Regions from separate parts of the Homo sapiens genome. Here region 2 is linked to region 1. A link is an interaction called in ENCODE POLR2A ChIA-PET data of the cell type or tissue named here. Cell type or tissue: GM12878. All regions are shown on one strand.

What was found. ChIA-PET counts read pairs that join two places held together with the same protein. Peaks named below come from ENCODE experiments on the same cell type or tissue, not always from the same donor. Only the 100,000 strongest peaks of a DNase experiment are listed, where the experiment ranks them.
Region 2: POLR2A ChIA-PET joins it to region 1 with 6 read pairs; 2 of 35 experiments call an interaction of 5 or more read pairs at or near these places.

What each region holds. Positions count from the first base shown.
Region 1 is chr12:111,985,652-111,988,151 of GRCh38, reverse strand. The region is part of intron 4 of TMEM116 (transmembrane protein 116); the gene reads left to right. Among named protein-coding and RNA genes, the nearest start is that of TMEM116, 26 kb to the left of the region's middle. In GM12878, no CTCF peak of the experiment used is centred here; no DNase peak of the experiment used is centred here.
Region 2 is chr12:112,417,494-112,419,993 of GRCh38, reverse strand. PTPN11 (protein tyrosine phosphatase non-receptor type 11) reads right to left here and starts at 1,047. Exons shown (of 16, transcript NM_002834.5): 1 at 869-1,047. The coding sequence starts at 882. It also overlaps a transcript of RPL6 not described here. RefSeq lists silencers at 540-1,109, 821-1,172 and enhancers at 546-1,193, 1,160-1,419, 1,194-1,841, 1,842-2,490. In GM12878, a CTCF peak has its summit at 798 (motif pointing left); a DNase peak (open chromatin) is centred at 1,138; H3K4me3 peaks cover 2,075 bases; H3K27ac peaks cover 1,744 bases.

The sequences.
Region 1 (2,500 bases):
CTGTTCTACTTTCTGTCTCTATGAATTCAACTACTCTAGGTACCTCGTATCAGTGGAATCATATAATATTTGTCCTTTTGTGTCCGGCTTATTTCACTTAGCATGTCTTTAAGGTTTATCTTGTTGTAGCATGTGTCAGAATTTCCTTCGTTTTTAAGGCTGAGTAATATTCCATTGTATTGTATGGATAGACCACATTTGGTTTATCCATTTGTCTGTCAATGGCCACTTGGGTTGCTTCCACCTTTTAGATGTTGTGAATAACGCTACTATTAACATTGATGTACAAATACGTTTGATCCCCTACTTTCAGTTCTTTTGTACATATACTCAGGAGTAGAATTACTGGATCAGATGGAAATTCTGTGTTTGATTTTTTGAGGAAACACCATGTTTTCCATAACAGCAGTGCACAGTGCACAGTGCCCTGGTTTCCACATTCATGCCAACATTTGTTGCTGTTTTTTTGTTTTTTAAGTAATAGCCATCCTAATGGGTATAAAGTGGTATCTCATTGTGCTTTTGATTTGCATTTCTCTAATCATTAGTAATGTTGGGCAGCTTTTCATGTGCTTATTGGCCATTTATATATCTTCTGAAGAAATGTCTCTTCAAGTCCTTTCCCCCTTTTTTTTTTTTTTTGAGGGGGGACAAAGTCTCACTTTCTCACCCAGGCTGGAGTGCAGTGGCGCTATCTCGGCTCACTGCAACCTCCACCTCCCGGGTTCTAGTGATTCTCCTGCCTCAGACTCCTGAGTAGTTGGGATTACAGGTGTGCGCCACCATACCTGGCTAATTTTTGTAGTTTTAGTAGAGATGAGGTTTCACCATGTTGGCCAGGCTGGTCTTGAACTCCTGACTTCAAGCAATCCGCCTGCCTCAGCCTACCAAAGTGCTGGGATTACAGGTGTGAGCCGCCATGCCCAGCCCCTTCCCCATTTTTTAATCAGATTGCTTGCTTTTTTGTTACTGAGCTGTAAGAGTTCTTTATATTTAACCGCCTGTCAGACATACAATGTGCAAATATTGTCTCCCATTCTGTAGGCTGCCTTTTTATTCTGTTAATTGTGTCCTTTGATGCACATAAGTTTTATAAATTTTGTTACAATTCATTTTTTCTTTTGTTGCTTGTGTTTTTGATGTCTTACCCAAGAAATCATTTTCAAATCCAACATTATGAAGCTTTTACGCTATATTTTCTTTTAAGAGTTTTATAGTTTTAGTCTTACATTTAAGTCTTTGATCTATTTGTAGATTTTCATATGTGGTGTAAAGTAAGGGTCCAACTTCATTCTTGTGCTTGTGGATGTTCAGTTTTCCTGGTACCATTTATTTATTTATTTGAGACAGAGTCTTGCTCTGTTACCCAGGCTGGAGTGCAGTGATATGATCATGGCTCACTGTAGCCTCGACCTTCTGGGCTCAATTAATCCTCCCACCTCAGCCTCCCAAGTAGTTGGGACTACAGGTGCATGCCACCACACCTGGATAATTTTTGTATTTTTGGTAGAGATGGGGTCTCCTATGTTGCTCACACTAGTCTTGAACTCCTGGGCTCAAGCAGTCCTCCCGCCTTAGACTTCCATAGTGCTGGGATTACAGGCGTGAGCCACCATGCCTGGCCCCATTTGTTGAAAAGAATGTCCTTTCCCCATTAAATGATCTTGGCACCCTTGTAAAAATCATTTGATTATATATGTAGGATTTATTTCTGGGCTTTTAATTCTGATCCATTCGGTCTATATGAAACTGGAAAGTGTGAGTCTTCCAACTTTTTATTCTTTTTTCTTTTTGAGACAGGGTCTTGCTCTGTCGCCCAGTCTGAAGTGCAGTGGCATGATCGTGGCTCACTGCAGCCTCAACCTTCTGGGCTTAAGTAATACTCCTGTCTCAGCCTTCTGAGTAGCTAGGACCACAGGTGCACATCACCACAGCTGGCTAATTTTTAAATTTTTTTTTGTAGAGAGAGGATCTTGCCGTGTTGCTCAGGCTGGTCTCAAACCTCTGGGCTCAAGTGATCCTCCTACCTCAACCTCCCAAAGTGCTGGGAATACAGGCGTGAGCCATCATGCCTTACCTCTTCTTTTTCAAGATTGTTTTAGCTATTCAGGGTCCCTTGAGATTCCATATGAATTTTAGTATGGTATATTTTATTTCTGCAAAAAAAAAAAGTTGTTGGGATTTTGATAGGGATTGCATTGAATCTGTAGGTCACTTAGGGTAGTATTGAACATCTTAACAACAGTAATTGTTTCAGCCAGGTGTGGTGGCTCATGCCTACAATCCCAGCGCTTTGGGAAGCTGAGGCAGGCAGATCGCATGAGCCCAGGAGTTTGAGACCAGCCTGGGCAACATGGCGAGACCTCGTCTCTACAAAAAATACAAAAATTAGCTGGGTGTGGTGGTGTGCGCCTATAATTCCAGCTACTCTGGAGGCTCTGGAGGCTGGGATGGGAGAATTGCTTGAGCCCAGGAGGTTGAGGCTGCCGTGGGCCATGAT
Region 2 (2,500 bases), 430 kb before region 1:
TAGTAGCCATCTGATAGGGCTGTGGTCAGAACTAAGCAAATGTTAGCTATTAGTAGTAGTATTACCCTGACCTTTCAAAGGATCTCATTAACTCACTAATCCTCCTAAGTTTCAAATCTTGTCATTTACTAGCATGTTGCTTCTGGGCCTCGGTTTCCTCATCCATAAAACGGGTACCAGTAAAGTGACCTGACTGTTAAGGTTGCAGTGAAGGATTAAATAACGAGATGCGGCTCCCTTCCTTTCCATCTCCCAAAGCGAAGATCGCAGAGGAAGGAAATACTTCTAGTGGCTGCAGATACAGTCAGTTTTTCCATTTCTGGCACGTGAGGGGTAGGAGGAAAAGAAGACACAAAGAGGCATATAAAAGGGTCAGGGGTCCTGCGTGAAGTCCCCAAATGCACGAAAGTGGCACAGTGAGCCAGAACGACTAGACCACTGGGGGCCCGGCCCCGCGCAACTCCCCTCTCGTGTCCCAAGGAGCCTCCCCAAGTGAGCAGGGTTATTTCGGAATCACCATGAGGCAATTCTCATGAGGCAATGGGTCAGGAATGCGGCGCTGAGCCTGGCCGCTGGCACCCGTGGTTCCCTCGGCGGCTCTACCTGCCCCGGGCCTGACGGGCATCCCCGGGGCTGCCGCAGCCGGAACTCGGGGAGGCAGGAAATGAATGGGGACCCGAGGGGTGGGGGCGCGGTGGGGCCGGCCCCCGGCCCCTGGAGGGCGAGGGGACGAGGAGGGAACCGGCCCCCAACCCCGACCCGGGGCGGGAGCCCGAAGCCCGGCCGGGGCGCCCCCTTCCGGACGGGGCTAACCGAACGCGGCGGTGGCCGGGCCGAGGCCCGCGCCGGGCCCCTCGGGGCTCCTCACCTCCGCGATGTCATGTTCCTCCCGCCCTCCGGCTCCGCGACGGACCCGCTCCTTGCTCAGGCTCCGCTGGGCTCGGTCACATCGGGCTGGCCCGAGGGAGGCCCGCTCGGGACCGGACGCGGGGCAGAGCCAGCCGGCCGCGCACAGACCCCCCTCCAGGCCTGGGGATCCCGGAGACTGTGCAGCTGCCCCCCGGCCCGGCTCGCTCCTCCTCCGCCCCCGCCCTTCGCCGCCGTCGCCCCCGTGATGTCACCGCTCGCGACGCCCGCCGCCACTTCCTGCTTCCCGTCAGCGGAGGACCGAGCGACGGCCGGGAATGGCAGCGCGGGGGCTCCGCGGAGGCGCCACGCACAGTGTCCAAAGCATCCTTGCTTCCTCCTGGAAACCGCGGCCGCCAGGTGTGAGCTGCGCGCTCCGCGTCTACGCCACCGACCCGTCCGGGCCCGCTGCCACATCGATTTCATTCATTTCGTTCCACAAATCGCCGCTCCACTCATTAGCTGTGGAACCTTGGGGAAATTACCTACTGTCTCCGAGCCTCGGTTTCCTCCATTCTTTTCTTTCTGTAAGATAAAGATAGTAGGCTGGGCGCGGTGGTTCACGCCCGTAATCCCAACACTTTGGGAGGCTGCGGCAAGAGGTTCGCTTAAGCCAAGGAGTTCGAGGCCAGCCTGGGCAAAAAAGCAAGACCTCATCTCTACAAAAAATGCAAAAAACTAACCGGGCGTGGAGGCTGCGGCGGGAAGATAACTTAAGCCCGAGAAGTCGGGGCTGCAGTGAGTCGTGATCACGCCACTGCACTACACCCTGAGCGACAGGGCAAGACACTGCCTAAAAAAATAATAATAGGCTGGGCGCGGTGGCTCACGCCTGTAATCCCAGCACTTTGGGAGGCCGAGGTGGGCGGATCACGAGGTCAAGAGATCGAGACCATCCTGGCCAACATGGTGAAACCCCGTCTCCACTAAAAATTCAAGAATTAGCCTGGCGTGGTGGGGGGCGCCTGTAGTCCCAGCTGCTTGGGAGTCTGAAGCAGGAGAATCGCTTGAACCCGGGAGGCAGAGGTTGCATTGAGCCGAGATCGCGCCACTGCACTCCAGCCTGGCAATAGAGCGAGACTCCGTCTCAAAATAATAATAATAATTACAATAAATACTACTTTGGGGTGGGAGCGGTGGCACACGCCTGAAATCCCAGCACTTCCCTTTGGGAGGCTGAGGCGGGCGAATCGCTTGAGTCCAGGAGTTGGGAACCAGCCCGGGCAAAATAGTGAAATCCCATCTCTACAAAAAATACAAAAATTAGCCGGGCGTGGTGGCGCGCGCCTGTAGTCCCAGCTACTCGGGAGGCTGAGGTGAGAGGATTGCTTGAGCCTGGAAGGTCGAGGCTGCTGAAAGCCGAGATCGCGCCACTGCACTCAGGCCAGGTATGGTGGCTCACGCCTTCATCCCAGAACTTTGGGAGGCTGAGGCAGGAGGATTGCTTGAGCCTAGGAGTTCAAGACCAGCCTGGGCAACATGGTGCGACCATGTCTCTTAAAAAAAAAAAAAAAAAAAAAAAAAAAAGCCGGGCCGGGTGGTACGGAAGTATTACTTTGGACACTCTGTGAAGCTCGAGCAAGAGAGCAAGGCC